Linked DNA regions of Homo sapiens: region 1 is linked to region 2. The links are chromatin contacts, found by Hi-C or POLR2A ChIA-PET in ENCODE. All regions are on one chromosome and are shown on one strand. Each heading gives the region's core, a stretch centred on a gene start or an enhancer-like site at or near the end of the contact. The rest is flanking DNA. Distances are from core to core; before and after follow the strand shown.

The links. Hi-C counts contacts between places; a loop is a spot of excess contacts on that map. ChIA-PET counts read pairs that join two places held with the same protein, here RNA polymerase II (POLR2A). Pooled maps may share reads with other maps.
Region 1: a loop to region 2 is called in a map of CD8-positive, alpha-beta T cell, with 11 times the contacts of the local background. The contact joins the enhancer-like site here to the promoter of AK6 in region 2. A Hi-C loop is called at or near these places in 1 of 168 maps with a recorded cell type or tissue (CD8-positive, alpha-beta T cell) and 3 of 50 pooled maps. POLR2A ChIA-PET finds 5 or more read pairs at or near these places in 1 of 52 experiments (OCI-LY7).

What each region holds. Positions count from the first base shown.
Region 1 is chr5:67,163,382-67,167,995 of GRCh38, reverse strand. It overlaps MAST4 (microtubule associated serine/threonine kinase family member 4), which reads right to left. Exons shown (of 29, transcript NM_001164664.2): 29 at 1-4,614. The coding sequence ends at 945. Among named protein-coding and RNA genes, the nearest start is that of CD180, 31 kb to the left of the region's middle. RefSeq lists an enhancer at 690-1,195 and a silencer at 1,636-1,685. Within about 2 kb of position 1,900, at least 35 of the 41 ENCODE cell types and tissues checked have a DNase peak (open chromatin) inside an H3K27ac peak, as active enhancers do; they include CD8-positive, alpha-beta T cell and OCI-LY7, where a contact is called at or near this core.
Region 2 is chr5:69,366,981-69,370,769 of GRCh38, reverse strand. It overlaps AK6 (adenylate kinase 6), which reads left to right and starts at 1,250. Exons shown (of 5, transcript NM_016283.5): 1 at 1,250-1,307. The coding sequence starts at 1,280. TAF9 (TATA-box binding protein associated factor 9) reads left to right here and starts at 1,250. Exons shown (of 3, transcript NM_003187.5): 1 at 1,250-1,307. RAD17 (RAD17 checkpoint clamp loader component) reads right to left here and starts at 952. Exons shown (of 19, transcript NM_133338.3): 1 at 837-952. RefSeq lists an enhancer at 149-698.

The sequences.
Region 1 (4,614 bases), core at 651-3,150, 2.2 Mb after region 2:
CTTCTTGGACTAGTCACTCACAGCATAAAGGCCTGAGTTTAAGAGTTTGAAAAGAAGGAAAAGAAAGCAAACAGAAAGAAAGTTGATGTGTGTTTATAGTCCCCGCTCTACCTCAGGTGAAGGCCAGACATCCACATCCACAGAAAGGAACAACTGGCCTTTTAGACAGTTGGACCAGGGATCCAGTGTCCATTGGGATGGCCGTGTAATGAAAATGGCTAGCTCCACTTGTCCTGGCCATTCCTAATGGAGGAGGATTCCAAATGCAGTACTTAGAGTAGTTCTTGCTTTAGATCTGGAAATATAGGTAGCCAGATACAGTACTATCAGAAACTCTGGTTAAAATACACATAAAAACTCAGAATCTACTGTGTTTAGGGCTTTCTTCCATCTTAACTTAGAATGTTTTAGCTTATAAAAATGGAACCTTGAAATAGTCTCTTAAACCACAGACCAAAACATGTAGGTGGATGTGTATATACACGAATATGGGTGTATCTCTGTTCACACACACCCAGTTTTGACCATTTTGCTTCATTACTACATTATGATAAATGGTAAAGCAAAAATCTTATTTAAAAAAAGCTGTAGTAAACGACGCAATCAGCAGCCAGGTATAGACTCTACATCCCAAACCAAACACGATGCTATATATTTACAAAGAAAATCATTTTCCTCAACAACCCTCAACTGTAAAGGTAATTTTTTTTTTTTTTTTTTTTTTTTTTTTTGTACAAACACTATCTGGTAACAGTTTTACCGGTTACAACTGGGAAGGCATCTGGAAGAAGGTCCCCTCTTTGTCTTTCTCTCTCCCCTGTCTCAATGAGGCTCCGAGCTCTGCCTGGCGGACATTCCCACACAGTGCTGGTTTTGAAAGGTAGTCAAGACACAGTCGCCCGTTCAGGACGGGTCTCCACAGTCCTGCCCCTGGGCCCTCCCCGTTACAAGGCCTTTTTGTGAGGGCTGCTACGCAAACTCTCTTTCCCCCGCCTCTGCCGTACCACAAAGTCCTTCTCATTAGAAAGAGAGATGGGGCGGTCAGTGTTTGGGGCTGGGGATGGCTTGGTCACGTCTCTGCCCACGTTCTGTTTCCTAGCTGGGGGAGGCTGGGCTGGGGCAGGGTCCTTCCCTTTGGTTTCCCCTACGGTGGCAGTCACCGAGAGAGCCCTGTCCCGGTGGCTGGCCCCGCCCATGGTGTTTGGGTCGGGGTGGTGTGACTCCAGAGGCAGGGTGGAGACCCGGAAGGAGGGCAGGGAGTCACTCTTTGTCATGTGGGTTCGGCCCTCCCCGGCAGGCTGAGCCTTCCTATGGTCCCTGTTGCTGGGGGCTGGAAGCTCCAGCATGCCCCCGGCGGCCTTGGCAGAAGAGGTGTCGCTGCTGGCTGCAGAGGCCTCTCTAACTCCGGCCCTGGTTTCAGGGAAGCTGGAGGAGCAGCTCAGAGACTTTTCCGGGAGGGCCGTGGATCGGAAAGAACTCTGCCCAGTGGCTGAGGGGGACCGTTTCATGCCATTGGGCTTGTCTGCCTCCGTCGGTGGCTTCTGGGGACCGGGCCCTTTCCCTCTGGCCTCAGGGAAGCCCTTCCCCACCCCCGCGGCTGGCCGCTCCGCGCCTTTCAACCGGTTCTCGCTATGCACAAAGGAAAGGCCGGCCTCGAGCTTGTCGCCCTCTGCTGGAGCATAAAGTGCTTCAGTGCATTTCTTCCCTTCCGCCCTTCTGTCGGTGTTGGCGGCCGGCTGACTCGGGCTTTTGTCTGTCTGTCTGTTGTCTGTCTGTTTGCACAGGGTGGGGCAATCTTTCACAGTGGATGGTTTGGGGTGCTTTGGAGACAGGGTTTGCTTTTCACCAACAGCGGACAGTTTCTGGTCCGCTGGCTCACTAGGCCCTGGGTGTCCCGGCCTTGGCAAATGCACAGGCTTCTCCAGCACCTCCAGGGGCCGCCCACCACTGGTGGGTTGTGGCTTGGCGTCTAGAGGAGCCCTGTCAGTGTGCAGTGGGACAGAGGGCCCACCTTCTCCCTGGCCAATCCCATCGCTGGCTTTGTTCTGGGAGCCTGGGGTAGCAGGAAACACATCCGGCCCACTCTTACTGTGGCCCTTCCCCTCTCTGCTAGAGCCACCGAGGGACTGAGTGGCAGGCTCTTTGCCCTTTGTGGCCCCGACACTTGGTTTCTGAGAGGAGAGGGACCGGTCGGGGTGCTTAGTCTTTGGAGGGCCCGGGTCAGGGCCAGGCCGGGGCTTGTGGCTGCTGCTTTCACTGTGCGCAGCAACAGGCTTGGGAGGGTCCTGGGGGCTCGAGCTGGGCTCTGCAGTGCTGGGCTTGGCCCCCGGCTCTCTGCCAGAAGCGTGGCTTGGGGAACTGCAATGCTGCCTGGCAGCCGGGCTGGACAGGTCTTTGGCCGTCAGAGGGGGCGGAGGGATGCTGCTGGGATGCCTTTGTAGAGGCTGCTCCTTCCTTTCAGGTTCCTTGGCACCATCTTTCTGCAAAGATGGGAAACTGGAGAGCTTTTCACTCTTCTCACTCTCAATTCCAGGTGGCTGCAGAGACCGCCTGGCAAGAAGCGCTTCGGGCTTGGGTTCCACGCCACGCCTCACCTTGCCCAGCTCCTTCTCACAGGGAATTCCAGCTGAGTGCAGAGAGGAGTTGTCTCTGGGCGGGGGCCTCGCCTCACCTGGGCCATCTTTGTGGTTCGTTTTCCCACCCGGCGCCCATGCTTTCTCCATGGCCTGGGTCTGTGTATAGAAATCTGGGTGGGTCCTTCCCACAGAGAGGAGATTTTTGGAGTTGTCACTGGTTTTCGCAGTTTCTGGAAAGCACAGTTCCATGGAGGGCTCTCTGCATGTGTCAGCCCTCGCAGCAGAGCGCTCGCTTCTGGCTGTGGGAGGGCCTCTTTCAGACGATTCCCTCAGGCCTGGCTTCTCCCTTGAGGGGGAAGCTTCAGGTGGGAGCGGGCAGCGTGGCCTGGCCAGGTCAGGGCTGTGGAGGTTCTGCCCCAGGCAGGTCAGAAGCTTGGGGTCAGTGGTGTGGTCTTGGTGTTTAGGGGAGCTGCCCTCTCTCTGTTGGGGATTGCTTTCCATGACTGTTCCAGGGCTCCTGGCAGTAGGATGGGGACCTTTCCTGTCCCTCTTGAACTCTGGGTCAGGCAGGGAAACTGCTGGTGAATTCTGGAGACCTCGGCTGGGGGGCAGGAACCAAGGCTCCAGCAGGTAGGATTTATTCATCTTTAAGCTGGAAGGAGAAAGCTCTCTTGCACTGGTGGTATCGTTCTTTTTCCCACTGCTGCTGGGGAGAACTGGTGGCACAGAGGCCCTCACGTCACCACTTGGGCTGGGGCTCTGTGCAGACTCTGGGGAAGGCAGTTCTGTCTTGGAGGCCTGAGGTCCGGACAGGAGAGCAATGTCCAGAGTGCCCTCGATCGGCTTCAGGCATGAGACAGACCTACCTTCCAGCTTATACTCGGAGGGGCTCTTCCTAACAGGGGACTCAGGAGCAACCAAGCCAGGCTTCTCCGTTCCACTGTCCACCCGGCCTGTTAAGGCCTTGAGGGGAACAAAAGAGACGGCACTCATCTGAGCTGCATGGGTGCTGCTGACAAAAGCTCGGCTCTCAGAAGCCGGCGGGGGCTCCTGCTGCCCACCCGTGGGTCGGACTGGGTTCCCTGGCAGGCATTCGTGGGAGCCAGCTGTCATCTTGGGCTTCAGCACAGGGCAGAGGTTGTCCTCTTTGTCCTCAAGTGACATTTTCTTTCGGAGGTAATCGATGTTGGCCAGCTTGCTGTCTAACTTTTCACATCGGAGAAGCTCCTTGGCCTGGGAGGACTTCTCCGTGCCTTCCCCCTTCCCAGAGATGCCCCTGTCGAGGGAGTGGCAGAGACCATCCTGGAGGGTGCCAGGAGCGGGGGCCCGTCTGAAGTCCCCGCCACCCTGGCGGTGCTCCGCAGGCACCCGGCCATCCGACATCGCACCCTCGCTGGCGCGCACGCTGGCCTGCTTGTGAAGAGCATCCTTCAGCAGGCTGCCCAGCGGTGGCGCCTCCTGCATAGACGCTTTGTTTTCAAAAGTACTTGACCTTTCCACAGCCTTCGGATAGACTTTCTTCTCTCTCTCTTCCAGCTTAAACAGAGCAAAGTTTTCCAAATCACTCCCGGGTCCATGGGATTTCTGGTGGGATTCCTGTTTCTCTGGGAAGCCGTCTGCTTTCTTCACCACCACCTTGGCCTTCAGCTTGTCGCGGTCCAGGTCGTCCACAGACTCCTGGCGGCCCACCTTCCGGGAGACTGGGCGTTTCAGGCAGCCTTGCTCCACTGGCCGGGCGCGGCTGAGCGGCGGCACGTCGCACACGTTCTCATCCAGGCTCTGCAGCGGCGCCTCCCGCTGGGACTGCTCCCGCTGCACCTCCTCTTGGGTCACCTCCAGGCTGTGCTTGCGGGAGCACAGGTGCTTCTTGTCACTGCCGTAAGAGGGCGACAGCTTCTCCTCGGACTGCACGCGCTTGAGCAGCGGGGACCTGGGGGGCTCCGCACTCTTGGGCCTCACGATGTGTCTGACGATGGTGGGCGGGGAGTGCATCTTGCTGGGAAAGGCTTGCGCGATCTTGGAATTGCCCAGTGAGTGT
Region 2 (3,789 bases), core at 1-2,500:
TGTTCAGCCCTCCGCCCCAAATCGTTCACGATTAGAGACTGTGACGTTTCAAAAGGTATACAGGTGGAAAAAAAACACCTATTTGAGTAAATATAGTTTGTAGCTCGAAATAAAAGATGCAGACCAGGGGCCGGACGCGGTGGCTCATGCCTGTAATCCCAGCACCGTGGGAGGACGAGGCGGGCGGATCATCTGAGGTCAGGAGTTTGAGACCAGCCTGGCCAAAACATGGTGAAACCCCGTCTCTATTAAAAATGCAAAAATTAGCCGGGCGTGGTGGTGGGCGCCTGTAATCCCAGCTACTCTGGAGGCTAAGGCAGGAGAATCACTTGAACCCAGGAGGCGGAGGTTGCACTCCAGCCTGGGCGACAAGAGTGAGACTCCGTCTCAAAACAAAACAAAAACAAACAAACAAACAAAAAAAGGTGCAGACTGTTGTCACGGTCAGGTCTCTATTCACTCTTGAAAACAAGATTGACAATTACCTCCTTTAAAAAGCAGATAACTGTCCCTGAAGATGCGAGGTTACTGAAATGAGATGTCAGAGGTAGACCTTCAAGACTATTCCTAGCCGACCCACCACCACCCCACACAGTGAACAGGGAATACTAAGCTCAAATATTCGTCCAACGTAATCCTGTAATCAGTGGGGTGCCGGGTTGAGCTCGCAAATCCCCGCTGCAGGACAGGGCTCTGCACCCTCAATCTTCTCATCCCCAGATGGGATGGGCGGGTCGGGAGGAGGAGCGACGAGAGCCCAGGAAAGCTTGAAGGCAGAGATAGACTCACGTCTCTAAGACATATACATAATATAGCCGCAACCGCGGCGGCCTTACTTTCCCGGAGCTGCATCCCCTTTTAGGCGAAGAGCGGAGGCGACCAGGGACTACCCTAGGTGAAAGGGCAGCCACCTGGCCCTACCCGGGCTCAACGCCGAGCCTCTCGGAGGTACGGCCTCCCGGGGACCTTCCAGACTGGTCGGCGCAAGCGAAGGGCGGGGACCACCGAAGGAGTGTGTGACTTAGGCATCCAGCGCACTGCCTGACCCGAAGTACCGACCCGAGTTATGCCCACCCTCCAACTTTGCGACGGAAATGTGTCATCGAAAGCCAGGTAACCAGTGGGCCGCGGCTGGGCCGCCGGGGCAGGCTAGGGGCGCCGCGGTGGGCTTCGGGGCCTTTGGGGCCGTGGGCTTTTGCTGCCGCCCGCCCCTTCCGGCTCCTCCCTGTAGAGCAAAGGGCACGTGAGCGAGGCGCCCGAAGCCGTCGCGGCGGGGACCATGTTGCTTCCGAACATCCTGCTCACCGGTCAGGGCGCGCGGCCGGGAGGGACTGGGCTGGGGCAGGCTGGGGGCGCAGAGTGCTCTGGGCATCGGGCGCCCAGGTGGGGGCCCCTCACTGCCCTCTTCAGAGGCCGGCCGAGGGCCACGAGGCGGTTGTCAGCGCCCCGGGAGCCGACCCTCGCGGGCGTTGCGGGAGGCGAGGGAGGGGACGCGGAACGTTAATTCCGTTGGCCTGAGGCTCCGGGGGGGGGCGGGGGGGGGTGGAGAGAGGTCGGCAGATCCAGCTCTCCAGCTTGGCAACCTGCTTAGTCTTTCTGAATCTGGTATTTCGTTTGTAAAATGGGTTGTTGATTCTTTGGCAGGGTTGGCCTTGGGATTTTTAGCGAAATAACGTAAGGCCATATCTGCTTCCCGGTAGAGTCATTAATGGTGGATGCCTCACTCCTTAGGCCTCCGTGGGCCGTATTTTATTTTTTCTTTGCTTCTGATAAACGCCTCAGATTAGATTTCGGTAAACGAGTTCAGATGTTTGTGACGTGACGAAATTGCTGTATGCTTTTGTTGAGTTACATCAAAGGATCCCCCCGCCCCTTAAAAGGAAGGCATATAGAGCATTTCGGGTCGTTTCTCGCGTAGGAGTGGGTCTTTGAAGCCATACTCAGGGTGCATGTTATCAGTGAAGGGAATTAAAATGCTGCATAACGACTTTAACGAATATTTTTGCTAGCCGTTTAGTCCTGAAAGTGTTTATCAAATTGTAGGCCATTCGTGGAAAAATCTAATGCATGTAGATTTTATTGCAAGGTACAGAAAAATTAAGACTCTTTGTGGGAACAGTAAAGTTACATCATTCACCCAAAGGTAAAATTGTTGGCAGCGCACAAGACATGTCTGTTTCTGAGAGGTGCAGATTAACCACCCCACAAATAACGTTTAGAATTTTAGATTCCTTAAGCGGAAGATTTTACATCTTTTTGCATGGATCAAACATAGTGCCCTGGTTATTAAGTCATTGTCAAAACTTTAAAGTGAACATTTTATTGAAAACATGTTGAGTCCAGGGTTCAGACTTGGTGTATTATAGTGGACTTGAGGTGACCGTTATTCTCCTGGGTATGGGAACTGGATTATCCCTGTTATCTTTATGCTTAAGTTTAATTTCAGGGATGTTAAATCTGAATAGCTGAAAATTATGAATTTGATGATCTTGAAATGTAATTTTAATAGGTATCAGAAGGGGAAGGTAAAGAACAATGTATATAGTATTGTCATTTATGTAAAAGGGAATATGTGTTGTATTTATATAACAAAGAGTATGTACATATATGTACATTTACATGCAAACATAAATAGGGTTTCTTTGGGAAAGGAAACTGGTTTACAGTGGTTATCTCTAGGGAAGGGCGCAAGGGGTCAGTAGAGGTAATTTTCAGACTGCTTAATTTTAACATGAACAGTTTTGTTTTTGTTCTTGTTTTTGTTTTTGTTTGAGACAGAGTCTCATTATGTTGGCCAGGCTGGTCTCGAACTCCTGCGCTTAAGCGATCCTCCCGCCTTCTCCTCCCAAATTGCTGGGATTACACGCGCGAGCCACCACACGTGGCCATGAACAGTTTTTAAATCTTTATAAGTTAAAGCAAATAGGCCAGGTGGGTGGCTCATGCCTGTAAATCCCAGCACTTTGGGAGGTGGAGGTGGGGAGATCGCTTGAGCTCAGGAGTTTGAGCTTAGCCTAAGCAACATAGCCAAACCCCGTCTCTACAAAAATTAACCAGGGCATGGTGGTGCATACCTGTGGTCCTAGCTACCGGACAGGCTGAGATGGGAGGATTGCTTGAGCCCAGGAGGTAAAGGCTCTAGTGAGCCAAGTTCCACTGCACTCCAGCCTAGGTAACAAAGAGATATCTTGTCTTTAAAAAAAGAAAAAGGTAAATAAATTATTGTAATTGATTCGAGGTGGCTAATTTTTTTTTTTTTTTTTTTGAGATGGAGTCTCTGTCGCCAGGCTGGAGTGCTGTGGCGCGATCTTGGCTCACTGCATCCTACAACTACCTGGTTCAAGGGATTCTCCTGCCTCAGCCTCCTGAGTAGCTGGGATTACAGGCACGCGCCACCACGCCCGGCTAATTTTTGTATTTTAATAGAGATGTAGTTTCACTATGTTGGCCAGGATTGTCTCAATCTCCTGACCTTGTGATCTGCCCGCCTCGGCCTCCCAAAGTGCGGTGATTACAGGCATGAGCCACTGCGCCCAGCACGAGATGGCTAATTTTATTCTCAGCAGTTCCCCGGTAGCAGCAGGCAGTTTGAATTGGCGTCAGAATCTGCTGAGCCCCACCCCTGGAGAATCAATACACTGGGTAATATTCTGACATTCAGTTAGCTTTGGAAAATTTTTATTAGATCGTAGTACATGCTAATTTACATATGGCCAGGCATGGTGGCTCACGCCTGTAATCCCAGCACTTTAGGAGGCCGAGGCTGGCAGATCACCTGAGGTTAGGAGT